Linked DNA regions of Homo sapiens: region 2 is linked to region 1. Evidence: chromatin loops called from intact Hi-C (ENCODE). Cell type or tissue: natural killer cell. All regions are shown on one strand. Links, peaks and the distances in the headings refer to the core of each region. The heading gives the core; the rest is flanking DNA. Region 1 overlaps MAP1S (microtubule associated protein 1S). Region 2 overlaps FCHO1 (FCH and mu domain containing endocytic adaptor 1).

What was found. A loop is a pair of places that touch in the nucleus more often than their neighbours do. Peaks named below come from ENCODE experiments on the same cell type or tissue, not always from the same donor. Only the 100,000 strongest peaks of a DNase experiment are listed, where the experiment ranks them.
Region 2: it touches region 1 in a loop (11-fold over the local background); 15 of 110 quality-filtered maps call a loop at or near these places.

The regions. Positions count from the first base shown.
Region 1 is chr19:17,721,982-17,730,299 of GRCh38, forward strand. It overlaps MAP1S (microtubule associated protein 1S), which reads left to right. Exons shown (of 7, transcript NM_018174.6): 3 at 2,145-2,227; 4 at 3,068-3,208; 5 at 3,848-6,191. Among named protein-coding and RNA genes, the nearest start is that of MAP1S, 6.7 kb to the left of the region's middle. In natural killer cell, for the core only: a CTCF peak has its summit at 3,929 (motif pointing right); a DNase peak (open chromatin) is centred at 3,970.
Region 2 is chr19:17,770,843-17,779,160 of GRCh38, forward strand. It overlaps FCHO1 (FCH and mu domain containing endocytic adaptor 1), which reads left to right. Exons shown (of 29, transcript NM_015122.3): 9 at 1-54; 10 at 1,615-1,713; 11 at 1,803-1,899; 12 at 3,397-3,441; 13 at 3,552-3,636; 14 at 4,214-4,238; 15 at 4,614-4,671; 16 at 5,141-5,319; 17 at 5,405-5,429; 18 at 5,793-5,844; 19 at 7,295-7,386; 20 at 7,767-8,042. Among named protein-coding and RNA genes, the nearest start is that of B3GNT3, 20 kb to the right of the region's middle. RefSeq lists an enhancer at 5,585-5,924. In natural killer cell, for the core only: no CTCF peak of the experiment used is centred there; DNase peaks (open chromatin) are centred at 4,689 and 7,549; H3K27ac peaks cover 1,345 bases.

The DNA of each region.
Region 1 (8,318 bases), core at 243-8,242:
GAGGAAGGAAGTGTCTGTAGTCTCATTGTCCCAGTTGGTCCTTGTGGCTTCCTGACACTTCATGGGGCAGAAAGTGGAGCTGGAAATCCTGTCTGCTGTGTGTGAACTTCGTGGCCACTTCCCTTCTTTATGCCTTGATTTCCCCACCTGAATGGGGCAATATCCCTGTGTGGCAAAAAGCGTGCTAAGGCTGGGTGGGGTGGCTCTCGCCTGTAATCCCAACACTTTGGGAGGTCAAAGTGGGAGGATTTTTTGAGGTCAGGAGTTCAAAACCAGCTGGGGCAACATGGTGAAACCCTGTCCCTACTGAAAATGCAAAAATGAGCTGGACCTGGTGGTGCACACCTGTAGTCCCAGCTACTCAGGAGCCCGAGGAGGGAGGATCGCTTTTACCCAGGAGGCAGAGGCTGCAGTGAGCTAAGATTGTGCCACTGCACTTCAGCCTGGGCAACAGAGCGAGACCCTGTCTCAAAAAAATAAACTTAGGCCTGACATGGTGGCTCACACCTATAATCCCAGCACTTTGGAAGGCTGAGGTGGGTGGATCACCTGAGGTCAGGAGTTCGAGACCAGCCTGACCAGTATGGTGACACCCCATCTCTACTAAAAATACAAAAATTAGCTGGTTGTGGTGGCAAGCGCCTATAACCCCAGCTACTTGGGAGACTGAGGTTGGAGAATTGCTTGAACTCAGGAGGCAGAGGTTGCAGTGAGCTGAGATCGTGCCACTACACTTCAGCCTGGGCAATAGAGGGAGATTCCATCTCAAAAAAGAGAGAGAGAGAGAGGGAGGGAGGGAGGGAGGGGGAGAGGGAGGGAGAGAGAGAGAGAAAGGAAAGAGAAAGCTAAATGTGATAAGGGCGAGAGAGAGAGAAAGGGAAAAGAAGGAAAGAAAGGAAAGAAAGTTAAATGTGATAAGGGCTGGCAACACTGGAGGGTCTCTGCCTCTCAAGACTCAGCCTTGTTCACAGTTCAGTCCTGCCTCAGGGGCCTTGGCTGGTGCTGTACCCTGGTCCGGGTTGGCCCTCACCGGCCCCCACCCCGGCTCTGGCTCCTTGCCACCCCCCTCTCACAGTACTGATGTTTAAAACACATACGGGCCCTGGGGGACAGAGCAGGGTCAGGATCCCAGAAACAGCCCTACTTCAGCCCCGGCCCTTATGCTGCCCCACCCCTAGCTGAGTCCTGCCTCAGGACCTTTGCTCCGGATGTACCCTCGTCCACGTTCGCCCTCATTGGCCCTCCTCGAGCTCTGGCTCTCTGTCTGAAAAATAAATGTGGCCGGATGGGTGCAGTGGGTCAAGTCTGTAATCCCAGCACTTTGGGAGGCCGAGGCAGGCGGATCACCTGAGGTCAGGAGTTTGAGACCAGCCTGACCCACATGTTAAAACCCCGTCTCTACTAAAAATTGAAAAAATTAATGGGGCGTGGTGGCGTGTGCCTGTAATCCCAGCTACTCGGGAGGCTGAGGCAGGAGAATTGCTTGAACCCAGGAGGCGGAGGTTGCAGTGAGCCCAGGTTGCACTGTTGCACGCCAGCCTGGGCAACAAGAGCAAAACTCCGTCTCAAAAAAAAAGAAAAGAAAAAGGCCGGGCGCGGTGGCTCACGCCTGTAATCCCAGCACTTTGGGAGGCCGAGGCAGGCGGATCACGAGGTCAGGATATGGAGACTATCCTGGCTTACACGGTGAAACCCTGTCTCTACTAAAAATACAAAAACTTAGCCGGGTGTGGTGGCGGGCACCTGTAGTCCTGGCTACTCGGGAGGCTGAGGCAGGAGAATGGCGTGAACCCGGGAGGAGGAGCGGAGCTTGCAGTGAGCAGAGATTGCACCACTGCCCTCCAGCCTGGGCGACAGAGCGAGACTCCGTCTCACAAAAAAAAGAAGAAAATGGTGGCATCACTCCCAGGGGTGACAGCTGCAAACCAGGCCCTGCGCACGATGGGGCCCTCTGGTTACTGCCTCTCTTAGGCCAGCTGGGGTGGTTTGAGTTTCTCTTTCTTGCCTGGTCCTGACCTGCAGCTCTGCCGTGCGCCTGTTAATCTCCATATGATCCCTGGGTGGGTTCCCAGAGGGGTTCATGTTCCCTGAGGGTCACACGGGGAGGCAGGATTTGACTCCGGGACGGCCTGATTCCCCCACAGGCCAGCGGAGCCTGCACCACCGTGGAGACAACCTGGAGACCCTGGTCCTCCTGAACCCATCAGACAAGTCCCTGTATGATGAGGTAGGGAATGGCTGACGTCCTGGAGGGGGCGGGCTGCTGGGACCCGTGCCTTCTCTGTCTTCCTGTCTCGTGTCCTTGTCTTCATGCTGCCCCAGATCCTCTCAAGACACCCGGCACCACACTTCTTCGCCCACGAAGCCTTCCCTGTGGCTTCAGCCTCCGCTTCTTCCCTCCTCTGGGGTGGGAGCAGAAAAGCCTGGACTTTGGGAGGGAGGGGAGGGTAAGCACTCCCAGCTCAGGGCCCAGGACAGCGTGGGTCTGGAGGTGGGAAGGCCAGAGCAGACAGGTTTTCCTCCTGTGGGTTCCCTCCGGCTAGGCCCCAGGAGTTGTCTGAATCGACTCACTAACATTAACCAGCTTGTGGCCATCTGTACTCTACCAATTATACATCCGGAAGATGAACCAGACAGAGCCCTGGGGCATCCCACTACAGACCTTCTTACAGGTTGATTCCTTGGATCAACTTTTCCCTTTTGTTCCCTTGAGGGGCTCTCAGTCTTTAAGAGACAGAGTGAGACACAGACACCCCCAGCCCTGTGGCATCAGGGCTGGGCTGGAGGGAGAGGTGGACTAGAGAGAGCCCAGAAAGGGCAAGTAGTGCCTTCAGGAGGAAGGGACATCAGAGCTGGGCTTTGTAGGATGAATAGGAGTTTGCTAGGGTTGCTCCAGGGCCCAGCAGGAGACCTGGAGACTGCCTTCGTAGCTAGTTGAGCACTGGGCTGGTCGTGGGGTGAGGACAGGAGAGGGGTGGTTATGTATCGACTCGAGGCTACCCCAAAGAGGACTGCTGGATACGTCACTGCACAGAACGGGTCCTTTAGTGTTCACCCCCTCCCTCAGCTCCGGAACCTTCTGTTGGACCCTGCCTCTCACAAGCTACTGGTGTTGGCTGGGCCCTGCCTGGAGGAGACGGGGGAGCTGCTGCTACAGACAGGGGGCTTCTCGCCTCACCACTTCCTCCAGGTCCTGAAGGACAGAGAGGTAAGCCACCCCTTTGCCATCCCCTGCTTCCCCAGCTCTGAATCCTGACTGGGGTGTATCAGGCTGTGTGGCACCAGCGACCTGCTGTTTTCCATGGCCTGGTCTCCCCATCCTCTGTAGGATGGCAGTGGTGACACATGCCTCCTGGCTGTCTGGGGTCAGTCCCATTGCCCGCGAAAGGGTGTGGTGTGAGCTGAGTTTGTAGGTCAGCAGATGTCCCAAAGTCCTGATGAGGGATGGAGCCAAATGGGTCCTTCCTGGTGCCCGCAGTCTGGGTAGGACACATGGGCAAAATGGCAAACCTCACTTTCACATTGTAGTGGGGCACTTAAAAATGGTGAGAAAAGGTTCAGTAGACAGGTGGGGCGTGGAGAGTCTCCTTGGAGGGAGCTGTGCCCTGGGAGGAGAGAATGGTGAGTGTAAAGGCCCTGGGGCAGGGAGGCATTTGAAGGGGAGGGAGAGACAGGAGGTGAGGCCAGATCAAAGAGCCTTGTGGCGCTGGAGAGGGTTGGGTTTTGGCGGGAGGGCCCTGAGGAGCAGGCCCTGGGGGAAAGGATGAGGGTGTCCTCGCCCAGTTTTCCCACCGGGCTAGGTGTTGCCTGGCTCTAGGTGGTCCCTTACCACTCCTCCTCCATACAGATCCGGGACATCCTGGCCACCACGCCCCCACCTGTGCAGCCGCCCATACTCACCATCACCTGCCCCACCTTCGGTGACTGGGCTCAGCTGGCACCCGCTGTGCCTGGCCTTCAGGGGGCGCTCCGGCTCCAGCTGCGGCTGAACCCCCCGGCGCAGCTGCCCAACTCTGAGGGCCTGTGCGAATTCCTGGAGTACGTGGCTGAGTCTCTGGAGCCACCGTCCCCCTTCGAGCTGCTGGAGCCCCCGACCTCCGGGGGCTTCCTCAGGCTGGGCCGGCCCTGCTGCTACATCTTCCCTGGAGGCCTCGGGGATGCCGCCTTCTTCGCCGTCAATGGCTTCACTGTGCTGGTCAACGGTGGCTCAAACCCCAAGTCCAGTTTCTGGAAGCTGGTGCGGCACCTGGACCGCGTGGATGCCGTGCTGGTGACCCACCCTGGCGCCGACAGCCTCCCCGGCCTCAACAGCCTGCTGCGGCGCAAACTGGCGGAGCGCTCCGAGGTGGCTGCTGGTGGGGGCTCCTGGGACGACAGGCTGCGCAGGCTCATCTCCCCCAACCTGGGGGTCGTGTTCTTCAACGCCTGCGAGGCCGCGTCGCGGCTGGCGCGCGGCGAGGATGAGGCGGAGCTGGCGCTGAGCCTCCTGGCGCAGCTGGGCATCACGCCTCTGCCACTCAGCCGCGGCCCCGTGCCAGCCAAACCCACCGTGCTCTTCGAGAAGATGGGCGTGGGCCGGCTGGACATGTATGTGCTGCACCCGCCCTCCGCCGGCGCCGAGCGCACGCTGGCCTCTGTGTGCGCCCTGCTGGTGTGGCACCCCGCCGGCCCCGGCGAGAAGGTGGTGCGCGTGCTGTTCCCCGGTTGCACCCCGCCCGCCTGCCTCCTGGACGGCCTGGTCCGCCTGCAGCACTTGAGGTTCCTGCGAGAGCCCGTGGTGACGCCCCAGGACCTGGAGGGGCCGGGGCGAGCCGAGAGCAAAGAGAGCGTGGGCTCCCGGGACAGCTCGAAGAGAGAGGGCCTCCTGGCCACCCACCCTAGACCTGGCCAGGAGCGCCCTGGGGTGGCCCGCAAGGAGCCAGCACGGGCTGAGGCCCCACGCAAGACTGAGAAAGAAGCCAAGACCCCCCGGGAGTTGAAGAAAGACCCCAAACCGAGTGTCTCCCGGACCCAGCCGCGGGAGGTGCGCCGGGCAGCCTCTTCTGTGCCCAACCTCAAGAAGACGAATGCCCAGGCGGCACCCAAGCCCCGCAAAGCGCCCAGCACGTCCCACTCTGGCTTCCCGCCGGTGGCAAATGGACCCCGCAGCCCGCCCAGCCTCCGATGTGGAGAAGCCAGCCCCCCCAGTGCAGCCTGCGGCTCTCCGGCCTCCCAGCTGGTGGCCACGCCCAGCCTGGAGCTGGGGCCGATCCCAGCCGGGGAGGAGAAGGCACTGGAGCTGCCTTTGGCCGCCAGCTCAATCCCAAGGCCACGCACACCCTCCCCTGAGTCCCACCGGAGCCCCGCAGAGGGCAGCGAGCGGCTGTCGCTGAGCCCACTGCGGGGCGGGGAGGCCGGGCCAGACGCCTCACCCACAGTGACCACACCCACGGTGACCACGCCCTCACTACCCGCAGAGGTGGGCTCCCCGCACTCGACCGAGGTGGACGAGTCCCTGTCGGTGTCCTTTGAGCAGGTGCTGCCGCCATCCGCCCCCACCAGTGAGGCTGGGCTGAGCCTCCCGCTGCGTGGCCCCCGGGCGCGGCGCTCGGCTTCCCCACACGATGTGGACCTGTGCCTGGTGTCACCCTGTGAATTTGAGCATCGCAAGGCGGTGCCAATGGCACCGGCACCTGCGTCCCCCGGCAGCTCGAATGACAGCAGTGCCCGGTCACAGGAACGGGCAGGTGGGCTGGGGGCCGAGGAGACGCCACCCACATCGGTCAGCGAGTCCCTGCCCACCCTGTCTGACTCGGATCCCGTGCCCCTGGCCCCCGGTGCGGCAGACTCAGACGAAGACACAGAGGGCTTTGGAGTCCCTCGCCACGACCCTTTGCCTGACCCCCTCAAGGTCCCCCCACCACTGCCTGACCCATCCAGCATCTGCATGGTGGACCCCGAGATGCTGCCCCCCAAGACAGCACGGCAAACGGAGAACGTCAGCCGCACCCGGAAGCCCCTGGCCCGCCCCAACTCACGCGCTGCCGCCCCCAAAGCCACTCCAGTGGCTGCTGCCAAAACCAAGGGGCTTGCTGGTGGGGACCGTGCCAGCCGACCACTCAGTGCCCGGAGTGAGCCCAGTGAGAAGGGAGGCCGGGCACCCCTGTCCAGAAAGTCCTCAACCCCCAAGACTGCCACTCGAGGCCCGTCGGGTGAGTACTGGAGCTGGGGCCCTGGGCTGGGTTAGCAGCTGCTTAGGCTGGAGAGCATAGCTCGTCCCCCTGTTTTTACATTTTCAGTTTTTTTAAAAGAGATGGTCTCACTCTGTCTCTGAGCTGGAGTGCAGTGGTGTGGTCACAGCTCATTGCAGCCTTGAACAATGGGGCTCAAGCCACCCTCCCACCTCAGCCTCTCCAGTAGCTGGGACTACTGGCACCGCCACTACCCCTGCCTAATTTTAAAGTTTTTGGTAGAGATAGGGTCTTACTATGTTGCCTGGGCTGATTTCAAACTCCTGGCCTCAAGCTGTGTGCCCACCTCAGCCTCCCAAAGTGTTGGGATGACTGGCGTGAGCCACGGTGCCCTGCCAGTTCTGTTCTTTTTTTTTTTTTTGAGACAGAATTTCGTTCTTGTTGCCCAGGCAAGAATGCAATGGCACGATCTTGGCTGACTGCAACCTCTGACTCCCGGGTTCAAACAATTCTCCTGTCTCAGCCTCCCGAGTAGGTGGGATTACAGGTGCCTGCCACCACGCCTGGCTAATTTTTGTATTTTTAGTAGAGTTGGGGTTTCACCATGTTGGCCAGGCTGGTCTCGAACTCCGGACCTCAGGTGATCTGCCCACCTTGGCCTCCCAAAGTGCTGGGATTACAGGCATGAGCCACTGCACCCAGCCAAGTCCTCCTGTTCGTAATTACTTCGTGACCTCAGCCGTGCCCACCTCTCCGGGGCTCAGTTTCTCCTGTGAAATGGAAACTGACCTCAGTGTTGAAGCACTTGCCATTCTGAGGTGCCTGGACAGGTGAGCACGTATGCCAACTGTGGGTTTCTAGAAGCCACAATAAGTAAAATGAAACAGTTGAAAATTTAAATAGCGTATTTTATGTAACTGATTGGTTAGGAGGACCCGGCCTATGGTTGCACTCATAGCAGAGCAAAATCAGCAAAGAGAAAAGGCACATAGGGTGAAGTCCAAAGGAAACCAGGCAGAAGCTTCCAGAATCCTCTCCCAGTGGGGCTGCACACCACAGGCTTCATTTCTCCAGTAGCAAGTTGTAACAGTGTGTCCCTCATGGAAGCTCATTAGACACAGCATGCCCAGGTTTCCTATTGGGCCATTACATAGGCATCTTCTGCCTGGCACCCACACTCTAGACTCCCCAAAAAGGAGAAATCAGGTGTGTGGTCCAGTCCAGGCACAGGGAGCCCCTCTCAGACAGGGAATGGTGGGAACCCTCTGCCTAAGATCCAAATTCCCAGAGACCAGCCAAAGGCTCACATTTTAAGCAGGCCTTGCTGAGAGGAGGGTCTCTGGCCTGCTGTGCTGTTCTTTGTTTTTTTTCTGAGACAGAGTCTCACTCTGTCATCCAGGCTGGAGTGCAGTGGCGCAAACATGGCTCACTGCAGCCTCGACCTCCTGGGTTCAAGCAACCCTCCCACCTCAACCTCCCGAACAGGTGGGACCACAGACACGCACCATAACGGCCAGCTAATTTTTTTTTGAGATGGAGTCTTGCTCTGTCACCAGGCTGGAGTGCAGTGGTGCGATCTGAGCTCACTGCAACCTCTACCTCCCGGGGTCAAGCGATTCTCCTACCTCAGCCTCCCAAGTAGCTGAGATTACAGGCATGCGCAACCATGCCCAGCTAATTTTTGTATTTTTAGTAGAGATGGGGTTTCACCATGCTGGTCAGGCCGGTCTCGAACTCCTGGCCTCGTGATCTGCCCGCCTCGGCCTCCCAAAGTACTGGGATTACAGACGTGAGCCACTGTGCCCAGCCTACGCCCAGCTAATTTTAAAATTTTTCAGTAGCACTGGGGTCTCACTATGTTGCCCTGGCTGGTCTTGAACTCCTGAACTCAAGTGATCCTTTGGCCTCGGCCTCCCAAAGTGCTGGGATTATAGGCATAAGCCACCACGCCCGACTCAACGTTTAATTTTGGATGAACCGCCAGACTGTTTTCCACAGCAGCTGCTTGACGCTAGCCAGTCTAATGGGTGTGAGGTGGGATCTCATTGTGGTTTTGATTTCCATGTCCCTAATGATTAGTGATGTTGCATCTTTTCATATGCCTATTGGCCATTTGTCTGTCTTCTTTGGAGAAATGTCTATTCAATT
Region 2 (8,318 bases), core at 141-8,140, 49 kb after region 1:
AAATACAACTCAGCCCGAGCTGACTTTGAGCAGAAGATGCTGGACTCAGCCCTGGTAAGAACCAGGCATCTGTACCTTTAAGACCCACACATGCCTTTGCCCTGGAGGTTATGGACTGCAGAAATCCCAGGCAGGGTGTGGTGGCTCACACCTGTAATCCCAGCACTTTGGGAGGCCGAGGCGGGAGGATCACCTGAGGTCAGGAGTTTGAGACCAGCCTGGCCAACATGGCGAAAGCCTGTCTCTACTAAAAATACAAAATTAGCCGGGCGTAGTGGCAGGTGCCTGTAATCCCAGCTACTCAGGAGGCTGAGGCGGGAGAATCACTTGAACCAGAAGGCGGAGGTTGCAGTGAGCCAAGATCGAGCCATTGTACTCCAGGTTAGGTGATAGAGTGGAACCCTGTCTCGAAAAAATAAAATAAATTCAAGCAGATTGGAATCTGAGGATTAGGAATCAGAACTTTTTTCAAGTTACAAGTGATAGAAGCCTTCATTCAAACCGACAGGTGTATATAAAAAAAAAAAAGAAAAGAAAAGAAAAAGGCTGGGCGCGGTGGCTCATGCCTGTAATCCCAGCACTTTGGGAGGCCGAGGCAGGTGGATCACGAGGTCAGGAGATCGAGACTATCCTGGCTAACACGGTGAAACCCCCTCTCTACTAAAAATACAAAAAAATTAGCCGGGCGTGGTGGTGGGTGCCTGTAGTCCCAGCTGCTCAGGAGGCTGAGGCCGGAGAATGGCGAGAACCCAGGAGGCGGAGCTTGCAGTGAGCCGAGATTGCGCCACTGCACTCCAGCCTGGGCGACAGAGCGAGACTCTGTCTCAAAAAAATAAAAAATAAAATAAAAAATAAAATTTAAAAAAACTGACAAGCTCAGGGAACTGTAAAGTTTTATTTTTGAGTTGTGGAGGTTTCAGTCATAGCTGAATCCATGTGCTCAAATAGTGCTGGCAGGAAATTGTGAATTTCTGCTTCTTTTATTTTTTTGAGATGGGATCTCTCTGTCACTCAGGCTGGAGTGCAGTGGCGTGATCTCAGCTCACTGCAACCTCCGCCTCCTGGGCTCAAGTGATTCTCCTGCCTCAGCCTCCCTAGTAGTTGGGATTACAGGCACGTGCCACCACACCCAGCTAATTTTTGTATTTTTAGTAGAAACGGTTTCACCATGTTGCCCAGACTGGTCTTGAATTCCTGACCTCAGATGATCCACCTGCCTTGGCCTCCCAAAGTGCTGGGATTACAGGCATGATACACCACAGCTGACCACTATTTCTGCTTCTTAAGTCTGTTTTTCTCTCTGGGGACATCACTCCCACACAGACATCCCCTTGTGTGTGTGTGTGTGTGCATGTGTGTGCAAGCATGCACATGTGTGCATCAAACTGGGCACCAGCAACCCCCACTTACATCCCATCAGCACATTGGCTCAGGAATGGAAGTGCCTTTTCCTGTAGAGTCAATGAAAGTCCTAGGGCAGACTCTCATTGGCCCTTCCCCAAATCAATCACTGAGCCAAGGGCTTAGGGTATTCTGATTGGTCAGGCTGAGTCATATGGCCACTTCTTCTTGGCCCTGACCTCCTTTCCACCTGCCTCTGCCCTCCTGCTTCAGCGCTTCCAAGCCATGGAGGAGACACACCTGAGGCACATGAAGGCACTGCTGGGCTCATATGCTCACTCGGTGGAGGACACGCACGTGCAGATTGGGCAGGTGAGTTGGGCAGGTGTGAGGAATGAGGCTGGGGTCACTGCTGGGCAAAGGGGCCTTGACCAGTTACACACCCCGCCCACCCGGCACAGGTGCATGAGGAATTTAAGCAGAACATCGAGAACGTCAGCGTGGAGATGCTACTCAGGAAGTTTGCAGAGAGTAAGGGCACAGGCCGGGAGAAGCCTGGTGAGTCAGGGCAGCCATTGGGGGTCGGGCTTCGGGGCCACAGCTGCAGACAGGCATGTGCCACCATGCCCAGCTAATTTTTTTTTTATTTTTTTATTTTTAATAGAGACGAGGTTTCACCATGTTGGCCAGGCTGGTCTCGAACTCTTGACCTCAGGTGATCTGCCTGCCTCGGCCTCCCAAAGTGCTGGGATTACAGGCGTGAGCCACTGCACATGGCCAGGCCTTGGTTTCTTCATGGGAAAAATGGGCTGCTGACAAGTCCAGCTCTCCAGCCTGATCTTATGTGTAAATGTCTTTGAACCAGATCCCAGAGGAGCCTTGAATGCCAGGCTTGGCTGATCAGACTTCACCCCCAGGGCCTAAGGGAGCCATTGAGGGTTGTTGAGCAAAAGAACAATTTGGGAATGCGCAGATGCAGGACTGGGAAGGAGTTAAGAGCAAAAGTTTTAGAGTGAGACGTGGGTTTGAGTCTTTTCTTCATCGCTTGCTGTGTGACCTAGGACCTGTGCTTTGACTTCTCTGAGCCTCAGTTTCCTCATCTGTAAAGTGAGGATGTAATAATGTTGCAACATTCAGTGATTTCATGCAGGTAAAGGGCAAAGGGTGTGCCAGGCACACAGTAGGCACTCACTAAATGCTGGTATACAGTTACGTCCTCAAGTCTTGTTAACTAGCAAAACCTGTTCTTTCTCCCTCCTGTCGCTCTGGCTCAGGCCTGGCTCAGGTCTCCCCTCCCTGCATGGGGCCCCACTCTTGCCCTTCACAGGCCCCAGATCTGTTTTGTCCTCCTCCTGCTCACACACCTTCCATGGCTCCCCATTGTTCTTGGGAGAGAGTTCCCACTCCTTATCCTGTCACTCAAAGCCCAGCCCACTGCACAGACGCATGGTCCATTCCCCGACCCAACCCAAGTTCCAGCCACAAATGCTGGAAGTATGTAGAAGTAGCTCATGTCACCCCCTGCGGTGGCACTGCCCTGCTGGAACCAGACCAGCCCCTTGGTCCATCCCACTTCTGATGATGTGGGGCTGGTTCTTGTCCGGGAACCTGATGGACCTTGAGTTCAGATCCAGGTGCCATTTTGTGGCCAAAAGTGTACTACCCTTTCCAAGCGCAGTCTCCCCACCCTCAATTTAGTTTCTTTCTCTCTCTCTCTCTCTTTTTTTTTTTTTTTTAATTTTTTTGAGGCAGAGTCTTGCTCTGTCACCCAGGCTGGAGTGCAGTGGTGCAGTCTCGGCTCACTGCAACCTCCGCCTCCTGGGTTCAAGCGATTCTCCTGCCTCAGCCTCCCCAGTAGCTGGGATTACAGGCGCCTGCCACCATGTCCGGCTTTTTTGTAATTTTAGCAGAGACAGGGTTTCACCATGGTGGCCAGGCTGGTCTTGAACTCCTGACCTCAGGTGATCCGCCCGCCTTAGCCTCCCAAAGTGCTGGGATTACAGGCATGGGCCACCGTGCCCAGCCCCTCAATTGAGTTTCCGTCTCCTGTCTCAGGACCTCTGGACTTCGAGGCATACAGTGCGGCTGCCCTGCAGGAAGGCAAGTACGTCTGGGCCTGGATGCCCAGGCTGGACCATGGGGGTGAGGGAGGCTGATCTGAATGTGAAAGGAGGCTCACAGTGCTCAGGTGCCCCCCAATCTATCCTCAGCGATGAAACGTTTGCGGGGAGCCAAGGCCTTTCGCCTTCCAGGACTAAGCCGGCGGGAGCGGGAGCCAGAGCCACCTGCAGCTGTGTGAGGAAGCACCCCTGCCCGGTCTGGCCCAGGCTAGACCGAGATCCCCTCCCCTGCCCAGGCTATCCCAGAAGTCCCCTCCTAGGATAGCCCAGGAGTATCCATATTCCAGGCTGGACCAGGATTCCCTCTACCTGAGCTAGACCAGGAGTACCTCTGCCCCCGGCTAGCTCAATATTACCGCTGCCCAAGCTAGTCCAGAATTCTTCCTTTTGCTAGGTTAGGCCAGGAATTGCCTGTCCCAGAGTAACGTAGCATCTTCCCTGCCCAAGCTGGCCCAGGATTGTTCTGTTTGCCAAGGCTAGCCCCGACTTTCCCTATCTTCACAAGGCAGCCCTTCAAATGAGTTCCAGGATTCCTTCCCTCCCAGGCTGTTTGAGAACACTCTCTACTCAGCTAACTTCAGATTCAACCCCCTCCCCAAGCAAGCCCCATGGTCCCACCGCCTCTAGGGCTAGCTCAGGGCAGTATCACAGTCTGGGAGCTGCCCCAGCTTCCATGTCCAGTGTTGGGGGCTGACAGGGGGCACCAGATGGGCTGCGGAAGCTGACACCAACATCTCTTCCTCCATCCCCAGAGATTTCCTGGAGCCCGATTCAGGGGTGAGTGATGTGGGAGGGGTCAGGCTGGGCTACAAGTGGAAGGAGTTTGATCCCACTCTTGGCTCCTAGAGTCCCGATCCCTACTGGAAACTAAAGAGCCGAGATTGAGGGGCGGGCTGGAGCCTGGGGGCTGGGTTCATATCCCACCTCAGCTGCAAAGTCCCATGGACTACGTGGGTGTGAATAATGTCCCTGCCGAAGCTCAGTTTGTCCCAGGAACCTGCCCACACACCCAGGGAAGACAGTCGTTGCCATCAGGGTTGGTTTTGAGGTCTGAGTCAAGGCCTGGGGGCAGGGCGGGGGGCGGTTGGCAGGGTGAGATGGAAGGTTCGATAGTGGGGCGCCTGACTCACTGCTGCCCCCTGACTCCCCTAGACATGTCCAGAGGTGGATGAAGAAGGTTTCACTGTCCGGCCTGATGTGACCCAGAACAATATCCTTCTGGCACCCCCTGGGGGCAGTTGTTGGCACAGCAAGGACAAAATTCTCCGTAATAACCAGTCCACCTTCAGCAGTCCTCTCTGTGTACATCCTGGAGAGAGTCTCCTTTGTGGATGAAGCCAACCTAAATGTAAACACCCACTCTATGGGGTCAGCACTGGGCAAGAGGGAGAGAGAAAAGGAGATCTAGCAGGGCTTCCTGGAGGAGGGGGCACCAGTGTTGGGGTTTTGCAGCCGAATAGGAGTTTGCCAGTTAGTTCTGGGCATGCTTGTGCAAAGGCTTCTCGGGGGGGGTGGGAGTGCTGGTGGGACATGGTGTCAGGACTGAAGGTGGCGCGTGGTGAGCGATGGGATTGGGCAGGACCTCGAAGGGTTTGAGCAGGGAGGGACGAGGCTGGATTGGAGAGCTGACTGGGGGAAAGCTTGTGTTGGGATTGGCTTGGACCTTGACTGCAGCCCACGCACGGCCGAGCCCTCCCGTTTCTCGTCCAGCGACTCCGACTTCGACGATGAAGAGCCCCGCAAGTTCTATGTGCACATCAAGCCTGCCCCGGCCCGGGCTCCAGCCTGCAGCCCCGAGGCAGCAGCGGCACAGCTCAGGGCCACCGCGGGCAGCCTCATCCTTCCTCCTGGCCCAGGGGTGAGGCGTGGGAGGGGTGCCCTGGGTGTTGCTAGAGAGGCTGGCTGGATGCATTCGTGTGTGATGTTGCCCACTTTGTCCACAGGGCACCATGAAACGCCATTCTTCACGTGAGTAGCCTTTGGTCTTCAGAGTGGGGAGGATCCTAAGGAAGGGAGGCTATGGGTTTGGGCTTGAATCATAACTCCGTTTTGTAACTTTGGGCAGGCTGCTTAACCACACTGACCTTCAGTCTCCTTTTCTGTAAAATGAGGTCATTATGAAATTAAGTGAGAGCTGAAAGGGGTAGCTGGGGCCAGGAGAAGCTAGCATCTGGAGACAGGCTCGCTTAGGCTTGAATCCATGTCTGCCTGATTTGCTGATCACCTTGGGCAACTGGCTGGACACCCCCGAGCCTCGGTCCCTTGGTCTGTGGAGTGGGGAGCATTGCAGGCAGGGTGACAAGAAGGCTGAAGGAGGTGCATCTCTTGTAGGGGACGCTGCTGGGAAACCCCAGAGACCTCGGTCTGCCCCCAGAACCAGCAGGTGGGTTCCACACGAGTGGGCAGGTGGGGGCTGTCCCCACCTCCTCCCTCCACCTCCCCATGTCTCCGCCTGGTGTTCTCTTGTCCCGGCTGGGAGTTGACGTCATGCTGGGGTTTTTTTGTTTTTGTTTTTGTTTTGAGACAGAGTCTCACTCTGTCACCCAGGCTGGAGTGCGATTTCAGCTCACTGCAACCTCCACCTCCTGAGTTCAAGCGATTTTCATGCCTCAGCCTCCTAAGTAGCTGAGATTACAGGCACCCACCACCACGCCCAGCTAACTTTTGTATTTTTAGTAGAGACAGGGTTTCACCATGTTGGCCCGGCTGGTCTCGAACTCCTGACCTCAAGTGATCTGCCCACCTCGGCTTGCCAAAGTGCTGGGATTACAGGCATGAGCCCTTGTGCCTGGCCCATGCTGGCTTTTGAGGGACCATTTAGTCATTCATTTGATGAACATTTATTGAGTGCCTGCTGTGTACCTGTGCTGTTCTAGGGTCTGGGTTCTGAGACAGGTCTCCCTTCTCAGAGTCACATTCTAGTGACTCCAGATTTTAAGAATAGCAAATAGGGCCAGGCGTGGCGGCTCACGCCTGTAATTCCAGCACTTTGGGAGGCCAAGGCAGGCGGATCACCTGAGGTCGAGAGTTCGAGACCAGCCTGACCAACATAAAGAAACCCCATCTCTACTAAAAATACAGCATTAGCCAGGCATGGTGGCACATGCCTGTAATCCCAGCTATTCGAGAGGGTGAGGCAGGAGAATCGCTTGAACCTGGGAGGCGGAGCTTGCAGTAAGCCACTGTTGTGCCATTGCATTCCAGCCTGGGCAGCAAGAGGAAACTCCGTCTCAAAAAAAAAAAAAAAAAAAAAAAAAAAGCAAATAAGTTAGAGCATATTCGATACTTCTAAGTGCTACGAAGAAACTAAAGCAGATGACGCGAAGACAGGAGGAGGTGACTTCCCTTGAGGTGGGGTTGGGAACCTCCCTGAGGGGGTGACTTGGAGCTAAGCCCCAAAGAGGAGCTAGGAGGTGACTGTGAAGAGAGCTGGGGAAATGGAACTCCAGACTGGGAACAGGCTGCACACAGTGGCTCACACCTGCAATCCCAGCACTGGCCAAAGCAGCCAGATCACTTGAGGTCAGGAGTTTGGGATCAGGCTGGCCAGCATGGTAAAACCCCGTCTCTGCTAAAAATACAAAAATTAGCCGGGCATGGTGGCAGGTGCCTGTAATCCCAGCTACTCTGGAGGCTGAGGCAGGAGAATCGCTTGAACGCAGGAAGCGGAGGTTGCAGCAAGCTGAGATCGTGCCACTGCACTGCAGCCTGGCCGACAGAGCAAGACTCCGTCTCAAAAAAAAAAAAGACTGGGAACAGCATGTGCAAAGGCCCCAGGGTGGGATGAGGCTTGGGAAAAATAGAAGCAGCCCTCTTGGCCTCACCCTCTCTAGCTGTGCAGAGAGATTGCAGTCAGAGGAGCAGGTGTCCAAGAACCTCTTTGGGCCGCCCCTGGAGTCAGCCTTTGACCACGAAGATTTTACAGGTGATGGGGATAAGGGATTGGAGGGCATGGGTGTGGCCGGAGGGAGGTTGGGTGGGGCCATTGCAGAGTTAGGCCAATGAGGTCCCCTGGAAGCCAGGCTGGAGGGAGGACTAGTCCGTGTAGGGGTGGGCGGGGCCAGAGTGCGCGTGGGAGGGGCCATAGATAGGGTGGGGCCTTGGCCAGTGGGCGGTGACTGAGTGGATGGGCCGGACATTTGTGGAGAGGGAAGTCACCAGAAGGTGTAGCCTTGGGGGCGTGCACAAGGACTTTGAATGGGGGCCCCCCTGACCTTCCCTCGACGTGGCCGTGGCCTGCAGGAGGATGGGCAGGGACTCTGAGTGGGCGAGGGTCGGAGCTGACCGCCCGCTTCCCTCCCCAAGGCTCTAGCAGCCTGGGCTTCACCTCCAGCCCCTCCCCTTTCTCCTCCTCGTCGCCCGAAAACGTGGAGGATTCCGGCCTGGACTCTCCGTCCCACGCGGCACCTGGCCCCTCCCCAGATTCCTGGGTCCCCCGCCCAGGCACCCCGCAGAGCCCGCCCAGCTGTAGGGCGCCACCCCCAGAGGCCAGGGGTATCCGGGCACCGCCTCTGCCAGACTCGCCGCAGCCCCTCGCCTCGTCTCCAGGCCCCTGGGGGCTGGAGGCCTTGGCCGGAGGAGGTGAGTCCAGCGGGCCTGGGCCTGAGAGTTGCTGGAACCCTGGGCGGGGGATTGAGCGCCTGCTTTGGGCAGGGCCTGATCAGGCTGCTGGAGACACAGCCAGGACCAGGCAGGCAGAACCTCCCACCGTTGCAGGGACAACAATGAGATGGACATTTAGCAAGGCAGGCGGTAGCGGGTGCCAGGTGGGGGCCCTCCCTGAGGAAGGGACATCTGAGCTGAGATTTGAGGGAGGTGAGGACAGAACCACGTGGACATGAGGGGAAAGGCGTGCTG